Linked DNA regions of Homo sapiens: region 1 is linked to region 2. Evidence: read pairs that join two places in POLR2A ChIA-PET (ENCODE). Cell type or tissue: GM12878. All regions are shown on one strand. Each heading gives the region's core, and the rest is flanking DNA. Links, peaks and the distances in the headings are about the cores only. Region 1 holds the start of LOC101928387 (a long non-coding RNA gene). Region 2 overlaps AEBP2 (AE binding protein 2).

Evidence for each region. ChIA-PET counts read pairs that join two places held together with the same protein. Peaks named below come from ENCODE experiments on the same cell type or tissue, not always from the same donor. Only the 100,000 strongest peaks of a DNase experiment are listed, where the experiment ranks them.
Region 1: POLR2A ChIA-PET joins it to region 2 with 7 read pairs; 3 of 35 experiments call an interaction of 5 or more read pairs at or near these places.

What each region holds. Positions count from the first base shown.
Region 1 is chr12:19,550,138-19,554,534 of GRCh38, reverse strand. It overlaps LOC101928387 (a long non-coding RNA gene), which reads right to left and starts at 1,491. Exons shown (of 7, transcript XR_007063236.1): 1 at 1,143-1,491. In GM12878, for the core only: no CTCF peak of the experiment used is centred there; DNase peaks (open chromatin) are centred at 1,914 and 3,714.
Region 2 is chr12:19,487,181-19,491,577 of GRCh38, reverse strand. The region is part of intron 3 of AEBP2 (AE binding protein 2); the gene reads right to left. Among named protein-coding and RNA genes, the nearest start is that of AEBP2, 50 kb to the right of the region's middle. In GM12878, for the core only: no CTCF peak of the experiment used is centred there; no DNase peak of the experiment used is centred there.

The DNA.
Region 1 (4,397 bases), core at 177-4,176, 63 kb before region 2:
TGATCTTGGCTCACTGCAACCTCTGCCTCTCGGGTTTAAGCAATTATCCTGACTCAGCCTCCAGAGTAGCTGGGATTACAGGCATACGCCACCACGCCCAGCTAATTTTTTTTTTTTTTTTTTTTTTTTTTTTGGTATTTTTAGTGGAAACAGGATTTCACCATGTTGGCCAGGCTGGTCTCAAACTCCTGACCTCGTGACCCGCCCGCTTTGGCCTCCCAAAGTGCTGGGATTACAGGTGTGAGCCACCGTGCCCAGCCAGCAAGACCCTGTTTCTACAAAAAATTTAAAAATTAGCCAGGCATGGTGGCACCTGCCTGTAAGTGCCAGCTACTTGGGACTGCAGTGAGCTGCAGTCATGCCACTACACTCCAGTGAGGTCAAGGCTGCAATGAGCTGCAGTCGTGCCACTGCATTTCAGCCTGGGTGACAGAGCAAGACCCTGTCTCAAAAACAAAAAACAAAAAAAAATTTTTTTAATCAAAGGTTATGGCTCAGGCTTCCTGACATAAGTAAAGGAGGACACAGCTAAATTAGAAGGCTTTCATTTTTGCCAAGGTGTTTGGGGTGAAGCAAAGAAACACAGACAGACTTGCCATTCACTGCCCAATAAAACAAACCAAGGAAAGACCACAAAAGGAAATGCTCCCTCCTCAGGCTATGGCAAATGTCAATCATGTCAGCCCTTGGGAATTTAGAATTGGGACCCGCGTGAGGGAAAAGGAGAAAATCTTAAGGAGCCATGTCTGCACTGGTATTATTGTGAACTGAAACTGACATAGCAATTGCAAGATTGGACTGAGGAAAAGAAAAGGATGAGATTGATTAGATCAAGCTGCCTAACATTAGACAGGCTGAGAGTTTAGTCTGGTCAGAAATCAGCCATTACATATTTTAACTATTTTTAAGTGTCATTAAAAACACCAACTTTGAACACATTGCAGACCACCAACGTGTTAATTTCCATGCCAGCTTCTTCATGTTTTTGCAGACCTTGACATATAGCTGCTTTAGCCATCTCTGGCATATATATAATGTATTGAGTAGGTAATAATTCTGCACAAGGCTTTTTCTTTTCTTTTTTTTAAATTCAGACTTGCACATGGCCTCTCCCATAAAATTATACAGGGGAATAGACTTACCATAGCACACATTAATCAAATTCATCAAATGCCAGACGAGGCTGAAGTGCTTCTGCTCAGCAGTTGCTCTTGTCAGAAAGCCAAAGAAGGCTGTACAGCAATAAGCACACAAGTAACACATGTCATGGTAATTATTCGAGATTAAGGCTTATTGTAAGTTTTGGACACTTTTTGTTTAGATTTTTACATTTTTTTTTTCTAGTGAGATAAAGTAATCACCTGTAAAAGCAGAAATGAATCATTGGTGTAAAAATTAAACTTGGCTGGGCACGGTGGCTCACGCCTGTAATCTCAGCACTTTGGGAGGCCGAGGTGGGCAGATCACCTGAGGTCGGGAGTTTGAGACCAGCCTGGTCAATATGGTGAAACCCCGTCTCTACTTAAAATACAAAATTAGCTGGGCGTGGTGGCGGGTGTCTTTAATCCCAGCTACTCAGGAAGCTGAGGCAGAAGAATCGCTTGAACCCGGGAAGCGGAGGTTGCGGTGAGCCAAGATCGCGCCATTGCACACCAGCCTGGGCAACAAGAGTGAAACTCCATCTCAAAAAAAGAAAGAAAAGAAAAAGAAAATTAAACTTAATGAGGAAATATGATGATAAATAAAACAAGACTGCACCTCCTGATGAAAAATGCCAATCTGGCATTGTTACTCAATTACTGGCCAACCACACCGCTCTAACACAGCATATGATAAGAGAGCAAGTGCCTCTAAGTTTCACAGAAAATCTTTTGAAGGTAAGAAAGTACAGTGGGAATGATCTGTCACCCAGTTTCATTTTTAGTGTGACTAAAACTGCTCAACTTGTATTTCATGCAGTGAAATCTTACACAACAGTTCCAGAGTCCTCCCAAATTACATGATTTTCAAACAAAACACAGTAAGTTCAAAAGTAAGTAACTCAGATGTTCCTGCCTAATTGAACTACTTAGAGTTATCGAAAAAATTTTATATGAACAAAATTTAAATGTGAAAATGAAAGCTCTTTATTCTATCAAAAAGAGCTTATTAAGGTCTGGGCTATGTTAAATAAACAGGCATTTACAAAAACATAATTAGTCTCATTTTCTGATAAAGTCCAAGCCCTATTGGCATTTAAGGTGGGACAGGTGCAAGTCACCCAGCATCCTTGGTGCCAGAAAACTAAGCCCCAGTTGCACTTTTAGGTATTAAGACAACCAAAATTGCCCCCACATATCTGCAAATATCCTTGAGAGACCATACCATACTGGCTGGTATCACTGATCTAATCCAAAAATACACATCCAAAATACATATTTGCCTGGTGCAGTGGCTTACGCCTGTAATCCCAGCACTTTGAGAGGCTGAGGTGGGTGCATCACTTGAGGTCAGGAGTTCGAGACCAGCCTGATCAACATGGTGAAAGCCCGTCTCTACTAAAAATACAGGCCAGGTGCAGTGGCTCACACCTGTAATCCCTGCACTTTGGGAAGCCAAGGTGGGTGGATCTCCTGAATTCGGGAGTTCGAGACCAGCCTCACCAACATGGAGAAACCCTGTCTCTACTAAAAATACTAAATTAGCTGGGTGTGGTGGTGCATGCCTGTAATCCCAGCTACTCAGGAGACTGAAGCAGGAGAATCGCTTGAACTTAGGAGGCGGAGGTTGCAGTGTGCTGAGATCGCACCATTGCACTCCAGCCTGGGCAACAAAAGCGAAGCTCTGTCTCAAAAAAAAAAAAAAAAAATACAAAACTAGCCGGACATTGTGGCACACACCTGTGATCCCAGCTCCTTGGGAGTCTGAGGCAGGAGAATCACTTGAACCTGGGAGGTGGAGGTTACAGTGAGCTGAGATTGCACCATTGCACTCCAGCCTAGGCAACGAGAGTGAAACTCCATCTCAAAACAAAACAAAACAAAACAAAATATGTATCTAATAAATTCCTTTAAAACCTAAATTTTTCCAAAAAATAAATAAAATTTAAATTTCACTTCACCTGGATGAAAATGTGGATTTGCCGATCTCTGTATTTTGCTTGTTTTTATATTTAGCCACACAAATGAGCATAAAGAAGAGTTATTATTTAAAATACAACTGGAGGGGGAAAAAGTGTTTACATTCAGTTTTAATACGCCATTGAGTAACCTGTTGAAAATGTAACCAAGTCTATTCTGGTGGAGTGAAAAGAGTTGCTCAGATAAAGCAGTTGCTGAAATACGCTCGTGGTCATTGTATTTGTGCTTAATAGTTTTCTCTGCAATATTCTGAAAGATGTTGGGTAAAGCTTCATAATTGTTAACCGTATTAAGGCATTGCCTGTAAACTGAGCACCTTTCAGAGTTATTTATACTAATAAGGATGGTCAGTTCTAGAATGTATGTTTTAACATTGAAGTTTTTAATACTTTCAAGACAAGGTTCTGGTACAGATATTTCCAATAAAAATATAAATAACATTTTTGTTTTTAAAAAAACTCCAGTAAGTAAACATCTCTGGAACATAGCTGTACGAGGTAAAGTACCTAGATGCTACTTTTAATTCAGTGGTACATGGTTTCCACATCACTGCTCACAACAGCAGGAATGTGTTAGCAACACAGCTGAAACCAAGTTTACACTAAAATACAAAACTATTATTACTCTTTTGAAATCTCAAGGGAACGTCTGACAGAACATGCCACTAACAAGATGTTTTCAAAAGTCACCTTGAGGCTGGGCCCGGTGGCTCACGTCTGTAATCTCAACACTTTGGGAGGCTGAGACAGGTGAATCACTTGAGGCCAGGAGTTTGAGACCAGCCTGGCCAACATGGTGAAACCCTGTCTCTACCAAAAATACAAAAATTAGCAGGGCATGGTGGCATGCCTCTGTAATCCCAGCTATTCGGGAGGCTGAGGTAGGAGAATCTCTTGAACCTGGGAGGCAGAGGTTGCAGTGAGCCGAGATCGCACCACTGCACTCCAGCCTAGGCAACAGAGTGAGACCCTGTCTCAAAAAAAAAGTCACCATTGAATAACTCAGGCTATTATGACATTTGGCCACACAGCGTTGGCCAAATATGACGATGATTTAAGCTTCCCCGGGAGTCCATTCATCAGCTCCTTTTAAAAAGTGAATACTCCCCAGTAAGGAAGGTGAGTGTTTTTAAAGATATTGTCAGTAATTTAACACTGGTATATAAATTCCCTAATGTTGTTCTTTCAGACTTCTGGATCAGTTTGACTGAAGGAATTGAAATTGAGATTGCAAAGTGACATGGTTAAATGTTTAAAAAAAAAAAAACTACCATTTTTA
Region 2 (4,397 bases), core at 95-4,094:
GAGGTAGAAATGATTCAAGACTTTAGTTCAAATACTTATCTATGTCCAGTATTACATAATATGCTAGAAGGATAAAGATGAATAAGATATAGATACTACACTAAAAGAGCTTCTATATGTTCCGCAAAACATACATATAAAGCAGTATAACTTCAAAGGAGTACAGTAAGGCCTAACTAAAGCACAGGGCTATGGGAAACCCTGAATAGAGGCAATTAGCCATATTCATTGCTCTGAAATTAGTATTTAATTCATACAACAACCCTAAGAATGGCATGGTCCTCAAATAGGCTGCATCAAGAATTTTCACCTACAGACTCTGACCATGAGAAGTCAGCATTTAATGATTTCTATATTTAAAATTTAAAATTTTACCACACATATTTTGAGTACCAAGAAATAATAACGCTTTTTAAAGCTGCCATCTCTTCTGTAGAGTACCACGTTGCCACAGAACTACCTGGTCCACTGCCAAGGTCACTGCAAACCTACGAACCACTAGCCAAATATTGCTACTCAACACTTTAAATATGGTTATTGTAACTGAGTAAATGAATTTTTAACTTTATTTCATTTAAATTAATATTATTCATTAAAGTGAAATTCACATCACAAAATTAACCATTTGAAAGTGTACAATTCAGTGGAATTTAGTGTATTCACAATGTTGTATAATCACCAGCTAGCTCCACATTCTCGCCAACACTATTTCCATTTTTTTATTAAAATCATCCTAGTGAGTGTGAAGTGGTATCTTGTGGTTTTCAACTGCATTTCCATAATGGCCAATTTAACTTTTAATTTAAAACCTGAGCCGAGCACAGTGGCTCATGCCTGTAATCCCAATACTTTGGGAGGTTGAGGTGGGTGGATCACTTGAAGCCAGGAGTTTGAGACCAGCCTGGCCAACACAGTGAAACCCTGTCTCTAATAAAAATACAAAAATTAGCCAGGGAGGTTGCAGTGAGCTGAGATCATGCCACTGCACTCCAGCCTGGGCAGAAGTGAGACTCTGTCTCAAAAAGAAAAAAAAATTAGCCGGGCATGGTGGCACAAGCCTGTAACCCAGCCACTCAGGAAGCTGAGGCACAAGAATCACTTCAGCCTGGGATGCAGAGCAGTGAGCCAAGATCATGCCACTGCACTCCAGCCTGGGCAACAGAGTGACACTCAGTCACGATAAAAAACCTGATACTCAAAATTGCTTGATACTTGAATTGAGAGTGTTTAATTACCCTAATGGGTTAGTTTTGTACCATTCAATACGTACATCTATTAGATATAGGTAACTTCTAAGCATTTGAAACTTGGCTAGTCTGAATTGAGAAATGTTGTAAGTCTTAAGAGTCATTTTGTCCCAGCATCCTTCCAGACAGCAAAGAATAGGCCCTAGTAGCATCTAGAACTCAGAGAGTAATGTTACCATCAAGAGTTTATTTTAGTCCAAGTGCACGCACAATTCCAACATTCTGGGAGGCCAAGGTGGGAAAATCACTTGAGCCCAGGAGTTTGAGACTAGCCTGGGCAAAAAAGGGAGACTCCATCTCTAACCTCCCCCATGCAAAAAAAAAAAAAAAAAAAAAAAAAGTTTATTTTAATTATCAATGATTCAGTCTCTAGAAATGAAACCAGTAATGAGAATTCTAACAGAAAATTGTTTTATCTTTGATTTTGGTCATTTATCAATCAAAAATCATTAAAAAAAAACAGAAGTAAAATTTAGAACTAAAGAGTGCTTACATTAAAGAAAAATATAATAGAATCACACATATTTCACTTAAATACAAACTCTTCTCTGCTAAAGGAAAAAATAATTTTAGGCATCAACTAATCAACATCCTACACAGAATATGAGGCAGAGACAAATCTGCTGTTGCTTCAAATAGTCTAGTACCATCCTCTTTACATGAGCATTTCATGTTGCTGAGTATGGTTTTAGTTTTCAAATATGTTTTATATTTTCACTCATAAATATATCATCACTGAACTCAAGCCACTACACATGGTGTTCTGATGAAAAAGAAACCGATTTCAATGATGAGGGGAAAGCTGGTTGTTGAACACTGATATGGTTTGGCTCTGTGTCCCCATCCAAATCTCATCTTGAATTATAATCCCCATGTACTGGGTGAGAAACCTCCCAAGTGACTGGATCATGGCGGGGGCGGTTTCCCCGATGCTGTTCTTGTCATAGTGTGGGAGTTCTCACAAGATCTGATGGTTTTTAAAAATGGCAGGTTCCCCTGCACTCTCTCTGCCACCACCTTGTGAAGAAGAGATACTGCTTCCCCTTCACCTTCCACCATGACTGTAGTTTTCCTGAGGTTTCCCCAGCCATGCAGAACTGTGAGTCAATTAAACCTCTTTTGTTTATAAATTACTAAGTCTCAGGTAGTATCTTTATAGCAGTGTGAAAAACGGACTAATACAAACATTGACTGTTTTAAATGTGGTCTCCCACTGAAATACCCTATATATTAATGTATGTTGGCCAGGCATGGTGGCTCACGCCTGTAATCCCAGCACTCTGGCAGGCCGAGGCAGGTGGATCACCTGAGGTCAGGAGTTTGAGACCAGCCTGGCCAACTTGGTGAAACCACGCCTCTACTAAAAATACTAAAATTAGCCGGGCGTGGTAGCAGATGCCTGTAATCCCAGCTACTTGGAGGATGAAGCAGGAGAATAGCTTGAACCTGGGAGGCGGAGGTTGTGGTGAGCCAAGATCGCACCATTGCTCTGGGTGACAGAGCAAGAGTCCATCTCAAATAACAAAAAAAAAATATGCTGGTGGCCAAGTAGCTTTTCTAAAATTTGAAACACAGAATTACTGAACTGGTTTTTTCTTTTTCCGAACAAATTTATTTGGACGAAGCAATACTAAGACTGTCTTTGTAAGTGCTAAGATCATCTTATTCATATTCCCAGAAGTCCTTCTGAAGATCAACAAGGGGCTATCAGAACACAAATCAGAAAGCACCAGTCTTACAAATAATGAGGAGGCGATCTAAAGGAAGAAAAATTCCAAAAAGAAATGTTGATTTCTTGGTTTCGACAAATACACCAGAGTAACATAATTAACAACCCCGGATTCTTTCTGCCTCTGAAATTCAGAATCTGCCACTGACCATGACCACAAACAATATTTAATATGGATAGGAGCGATGACTCACGCCTGTAATTCCAACACTTTGGGAGGCCGAGGTGAGCGGATCGATTAAGCCCAGGAGCTCGAGACCAGCCTAGCCAACATGGCAAAACCCTGTCTCTACAAAAAAAAAAAAAAAAAATACAAAAATTAGCCAGGCATGTGCCTGTGGTCCCAGCTACTTTGGAGGCTGAGGTGGGAGGACCACCTGAGCCCAGGAGCCAGAGGTTGCAGTGAGCTGAGACTATACCACTGCACTCTAGCCTGGGCAACAGAACAAAACTACGCCTCAAAAAAAAAAAAAAATTTAATCTGTTCTTGCCTCAGTTCCTTATGTAAAAAATGAGGGCAACAACAGTAATTAACTCAAAGAATTATTGTAAGAATTAATTTAGTCAAAATATGTAATATAATAATATACATATGCAATGTGCAAGGCTCTGCAATGCATCAATCGAGTCTTTGCTATAATTCTTTCTGACCCTTACTTCATCTTGCGCACCACAAAACAAACATGAGATCTCAACTTTTTTCACCAATTGCATTAATATTTAACTTCTAGATAATCAAAGCTCACTAATCAGAAATATTTGTTTTTAAATATTTTCAAATTGCTACAATAATCGCTTACATATATGAAACTACATGCTCTTCCCTAAACAGTTCACTTTTTTAAATGCTCCCTTTTTTCACTCTTTTTTTTTCTTTATGTTTTTTAAGGTGGGGTCTCGCTCTCTCACCCAGACGAGTGCAGTGGCGTGACCTCGGTTCACTGCAACCTCTGCCTCCCAGCTTCAAGGGATTCTCCTGCCTCAGCCTCCCAAGTACCTGAGATTACAGGTGCATGCCACCACACTTGGCTAATTTTTGTATTTTTAGAAAAGACAGGGTTTCACCATGTTGGTCAGACTGGTCTCGAACTCCTGACCTCAAATGATCCACCCGCCTTGGCCTCCCAAAGTGCTGGGATTACAGGTGTGAACCACTGCACCTGGCCCCTTTTTTCTCTTTCAAAAGCATACGTACTTTCTGTAACCAGACAGTGGTAATAATTTTACAAAACTGTGAATATACTAAATAATCACTGAACTACAGTAACCTTAAAAATGTTGAATTTTATGTATATAAATTATGTACTTAAAAAAAAATACCTGAAATGATCCCCCTTTTCACCATAACACAATAGACTCCATTAGAAACAGGGAGAAGGATAACCGAAGACTAGGAGAAGGTTATTTATAATACATATATC